Regions from separate parts of the Homo sapiens genome. Here region 1 is linked to region 2. Evidence: chromatin loops called from intact Hi-C (ENCODE). Cell type or tissue: endothelial cell of umbilical vein. All regions are shown on one strand. Each heading gives the region's core, and the rest is flanking DNA. Links, peaks and the distances in the headings are about the cores only.

Evidence for each region. Hi-C counts contacts between places; a loop is a spot of excess contacts. Peaks named below come from ENCODE experiments on the same cell type or tissue, not always from the same donor. Only the 100,000 strongest peaks of a DNase experiment are listed, where the experiment ranks them.
Region 1: a loop joins it to region 2, with 7 times the contacts of the local background. A loop is called at or near these places in 16 of 110 quality-filtered maps.

What each region holds. Positions count from the first base shown.
Region 1 is chr15:97,992,090-97,994,893 of GRCh38, reverse strand. All of the region lies in intron 2 of LOC105371009 (a long non-coding RNA gene), which reads left to right. Among named protein-coding and RNA genes, the nearest start is that of LINC02251, 9.5 kb to the left of the region's middle. In endothelial cell of umbilical vein, for the core only: no CTCF peak of the experiment used is centred there; a DNase peak (open chromatin) is centred at 1,283; H3K27ac peaks cover 851 bases.
Region 2 is chr15:98,083,966-98,086,769 of GRCh38, reverse strand. It overlaps LINC01582 (long intergenic non-protein coding RNA 1582), which reads left to right. Exons shown (of 4, transcript NR_120325.1): 2 at 996-1,148. Among named protein-coding and RNA genes, the nearest start is that of LINC01582, 3.4 kb to the left of the region's middle. In endothelial cell of umbilical vein, for the core only: a CTCF peak has its summit at 1,536 (motif pointing right); a DNase peak (open chromatin) is centred at 1,559.

The DNA.
Region 1 (2,804 bases), core at 269-2,768, 92 kb after region 2:
TCAAGTCATAAATCTCCTTGGTTTGAAATATTGGATTAAAATATGATTAAACAATATGTCTCAATGGAAAGTTAAGATATGTGTGCATTCTCTATCCTCAAACAATCCTGGAATGCCCCCCCCCCCACTTTATGATTTTTTATGATTTGCCTATCAGAAATCTATGCTAAAACTCTTAAAGAGTTTAGTTCTTAGATTTGTAAGAGTAAGAGCATGTAAGAAATTATTCTTTGACAGTTCTCATTGCTAGCAACAAAGTTTTTAGGTTCCAAAGAGGTATTTACTTAGAAACTAAATAGTGTGAACCATTAGCGCAGAAGATGGTGCAGTAGAACAAATGGGGATGAGGTATGAGGAGAGCCAAATGCTAATCCTGGTGTGTCACTGATGTGACTTGGACACTGCCACCCCTCTGGACCTCTGCTTCCTCTTAGGGAAGAAGTGCTCTGTGGGGGTTCTCTGAGGTTACTCCTACAGTTCATGTTCTATGAGCCTGGAAAGAGCAAAAATGTCTCATATATACTACGTAATGTTGTCTAAGTGGTACATAGCAGATTTTTTTTTTTTTTTCTGAGACAGAGTCTTGCTCTGTTGCTCAGGCTGGAGTGCAGTGGTGCAATCTCAGCTCACTGCAACCTCTGCCTCCCGGGTTCAAGCAATTCTCCTGCCTCAGCTTCCCAAGTAGCTGGGATTACAGGTGTGCACCACCACACCCAGATAAGTTTTGTATTTTTAGGAGAGACGGGGTTTTGCCCTGTTGGCCAGGCTGCTTTTGAACTCCTGGCCTCTAGTGATCTGCCAGCCTTGGCCTTCCAAAGTGCTGGGATTATAGGTGTGAGCCACTGCACCCGGCCTAAGTGGCACATCTTTACCAGACAATCCATTAAATTTGAAAAATTCCATAATAAATAAGTGACATTTGTCAAAAGCATATAATGTGTCAAGCACTAGGTTATCAGCCTTTCCACACAAACTCTTTCCTTTAAATTTCATGGCAACCCAATGATAAAAGTGGCATTATAGTCCCTCTTTTTTTTTTTCTTAAGTACATGTGGAAACTGAGGTGTAGTAAATTGTTATGACTCACTAAAAGTGACAAAGCTGGAAACTGACAGAAATAAGCCCAGGGGTTGGACTGCAGCTGCAGAGTCCCACATAAGGGAAGCTCTTTCAGGAGCAGTTTGCCTGATTCTCTGAATGGTGTCCTCCAGCCCCTGGAGGAAGGAACTGAGATCATATCTCTCTCCTTCGCCAGCTTTCACATACAGAAGCAGCTTCATGGACCCATCCAACAGGAAGGGATTTCTTACAGGCAAGCCAAGAAGTTATCTTGCAGCTGACTTTCAGTTATGCATAACTACCACCCATCTGGGACCCGATGATAGGGCAAAGGAGCTCGGATGTCACCCAATAATGGCCCAGTGACTCATCTAATTGCCTGCTTGTCAATGCCATGGTACTACAACATTCTGGTGGCCTGACTTAGTTGACTATTCATATCTCAAAGGACATGCCTCTGAGATGCAATGTGAGGTATTTTGAAAGATTAGATATTGCTGGATTGAGTCACATGTGGGAAAGAGAGAAGAGGGCTCATTGGATTCCTCTCCGGTAGCAAATGATTTGGTGAGAGTGAAGCCCTGAGAAGAGATTGTCTGGGAGGATTGACCAAAAGCCTCAAAACAAAGGAATGACTTTCACAGATTGACTAAGGATACAATCATTAAAATCATTCATTCAGTCACCATTTTCTGAGCTCACTGTTAGGCAGGCAAAGATACATAAGAGAAGTTGCTTACTTTTATGATCAAGTTGGAGACAGCAGTTATCAGAACACTCTCAGTATTTCTGGGAAATTCTGCAAGTTATGTCACATGGAGTACCTCTTTCTTTGAGCTTAAATCACCCTATCTCCCACTCTGGTTACATAACCACTCGGAACTGCAGTTTCATCTTCTTAAATTGGGAATAATCAGTTCTAACTCATTTTTAAGGGAGATTCTTAATGTGAAAGTAATTTTCAGATGATTTAAGGTGAAGGGATATAAATACATTGGGAATATTTTGGAAATCCATGAAGAGATTTACTTCCTTCTTTCGTATTCTGAGATCTTACTTTGCAGTCTTACAGGCATGCACGTGCTTTTTTTTTTTTTTAATTATCCCCTGCTTTTGTTCTTAAAATGAGATGTACTCCATTTTTATAGATTTCTCAAGGTTGCAAAGCTCCAGAATTCCTAGGTCAGCTGTGACTATTGGATAATATCAAACCAAAGCATTGAGGGTTCCTTTAAAAACCAAAAAGGCTGTTTCAGGGCTAAGACAATGAGGATTTCTGATATCTTTATAGGTGCAAGAAGCAGGCAAGGGAGCCTTGGAATTATTGACAAGAGCCTTTGTAAACACCTTCCAACCAGTTTTCCTCACAGTTGCCACAAAAGGAACAGGCTTGTGAGAGGGCCACAAAGGAGATTAGGGTTCCTGACAAGCTCTGAATGGCCTTCCCTGTATTACCAAGGGCTGACTTTGTTCCTGGTGGTGCCAACAGTGGGCATGAAGCCAGCCCTTCTGTTTATGAGCAGCTCAAGGTCAGGTGGGCTTGGGCTATCTGACTTTTCATTAGGTCAGTAAATATGTATATGAGGAAAGTGGCTGTGGGTCAACTGAACTGCTTGCTCCAGAGCTATTGACCTCTTGCCCAGCCTCCCAGCTTCCTGAATCCGTGAGAACATTCAGTGAATCAATGAGGACATCCACAACCTCATTGAGTTCTCCTTTGCCCTTCCCGTTCCCTGCCTCAGTCA
Region 2 (2,804 bases), core at 89-2,588:
TACGGGTTTGTGGCCTTTGGCAAGTTACTTGTCTGTGTATCAGCTTTCTTTTATGAACTGGGCATATTAATAGTACTCATCTCATAGGTTGGTTGTGACTATATAAAATGAGTTAATATGTGGAGAGTTCCTATAAGGATGCTTAGTACAGAATAAACATTTGGTGAATCTTACCTGTTAAAACAGCTACTCTAAATTTTCACTACAATTCCACACAGTTGATAGGCCGCCGCCTTCTTCCTCCTCCTCCTCTTCCTCCTCCTCTTCCTCCCCTTCCCTTCCCCTCCCCTTTCCCTCTTCCTCCTCCTCCCTTTTCCTCTCCCTCTCCTTCTACTTCTTCTTCTGCTCCTCTTCCTCTTCCTCTCCTTCTTCCTCCTCTTCCTCTTCTTCAACCGAGCTACCCAGGCTGTAGTGCAGTGGCGCTATCTTGGCTCACTGCAACCTCCACCTCCTGGGTTCAAGCAGTTCTCCTGCCTCAGCTTCCTGACTAGCTGGGACTACAGGCACGCACCACCACGCCTGGCTAATTATTTTTTTTTTTTTGTATTTTTAGTAGAGATGGAGTTTCACCTTGTTGACCAGGCTGGTTTCAAACTCCTGACCTCAAGTGATCTGCCCACTTAAGCCTCTCAAATTGCTAAGATTACAGGCGTGAGCCACTGCGCCTGGCCCTGATAGGCCAACTTCTAAACTGAGATTGATAGAATTATTTACTGAAGTCACAGAGGTAGTGAGTAATTGATTCAAGCAACCTTGAAGAGTTGCTGCATGAATTAGAGATAATGTGTAAAATTTTAAGCTCATACTTAGATGCTGCTCATTCAATGGGAACCAGTCCTACAAATTATGGCTCTAGTATTTTCTCCATAGTGGGTGAACAGTACATAGTTCCTTGACTGTTTAATTTTTTTAGATGAGTATATGTATTTATATTTAAATGTATCTTGCAGTTGCATGAGGGTTTTGCTGAAACTTTTCTTCTGTTCAATATCCAGGTTTTGGCAGAGTTCAAAGACTGGGAAGCAAAGTTCAGCCATGTTGGGCCTTTGGGCTCATAGATGAGCAAGGGTACCCCAATATGAGGGCTCAGCAAATTCTGGAACTTATCAGTTCTGAAGACCTTTAGAGGAGAAGGAGACAAGTAAAAGGTATTTCAAAGCACAGTGAATGGGATAAAAGCAGGGATCAGGAGTAGCTAAAAATGGAACAGGTGGCTTACATAAATACCAGCTGTGCATTATGGTCGATTTTATTGCCAGTTTGTAATGTTGTCCATGGCTATTTTACAACAGTTTTCTTTATTCCTGACATTGTTGTAAATCTTGCTGTAAAATTGCTCTAATGCAGCAGAAAGGCTATGAAATGAAATGGGAACTCCAAGGATCAGTTGATTGTAGTGGAATGGAAGGGAGGCTGAGGATGCCTAGAGAGAAAATAAAGGAAAGCTGGGGGAAAAAATTAGTGGGTCAAATATCTCATTATGTATGAGAATTTGTCCTCTTAAGTCAGTTTAATTGTGAGCAAGAGCAGATAGCACTTTTAGGATGAATCCACCAGGTGGCACCATCGAAAACATTTCTTAGAAGGCCTCTTTGTCTAGATTCTTAGAAGAAGTTAGTAAACCTGTGATTTTTAGAGGTGGAAACAATACTTCTCATTTTTGGAGGGGGAATGCATGGTGTGTATTATATTATCTTCTGTACTTTTTGTATTTGTGTGTATATATTACAGTTCTAAACACTGAATAGACCCCTTTCTCAAGAGATACAATGTCAACTTGGGAACTTGGGTCAATTTTGTAGGGCAGATTTGAGCCAAGCATCCCAGATTTAGGGATATATATATACACACACACGCACATATATGTATACATATATATGTATATATGTGTGTGTGTGTGTATGTATATATATACATATATATATATATATATATATATTTTTTTTTTTTTTTTTTTTTTTTGAGATGGAGTTTCGCTCTTGTTGCCCAGGCTGGAGTGCAATGGCGTGATCTCGGCTCACTGCAATGTCTGCTTCCCAGGTTCAAGTGATTCTCCTGTCTCGGCCTCTCGAGTAGCTGGGATTATAGGCGTGCGCTGCCAAGCCCAACTAATTTTTATTTTTAGTAGAGATGGGGTTTCTGCATGTTGATGAGGCTGGTCTTGAACTCCTGACTTCAGGTGATCCACCCACCTCAGCCTCCCAAAGTGCTGGGATTACAGGTGTGAGCCACTGTGCCCGGCCAGGGATATATTTTTATACCTTTTGGTTAATATTAATATACTTTGGGTTTTCTTCTCCTTTCTTAGCCTGGGAATATCTAAGCCTTTATCCTTTTAATTTTCCTTTTTATCATCTCTGCCCGAGAGGTGAAGAGGAGTACTAAGTAGCCCTCTCTACTTCTCCTCCCAGCAGCTGGCCGCTGGCTCTGCCTCTACCTGGTCCCTTCCAGGATGTACTTCCGAAGTGGTGGAAGTAGGGAAGGCTCTTGAAGGGAGATACCCATGATTCTTAAAATTATGCACCAAGACACAGCACAGAATCAGAATCCGAGAAAGTTGGATTTCTGGCCCATTCTGCCTCTTTCTTTTTAGCTCACTACTTAATTCAAGGGTTATTGCAAGGATTACAAAAGGTAACGTGTGCAAAATGCTCAGTATATGGCCTCGTACATGCTAGGTGCAGAATGCATGTATGAAAATAATGTTTAATAAAATGTGTATTAAACTAATATCTTTTCAGCAGGAGGCCAAATAGGCTTCTTGTCCACCTCAGATTTTTTTTTTTTTCCCTCACTTTTTTAAA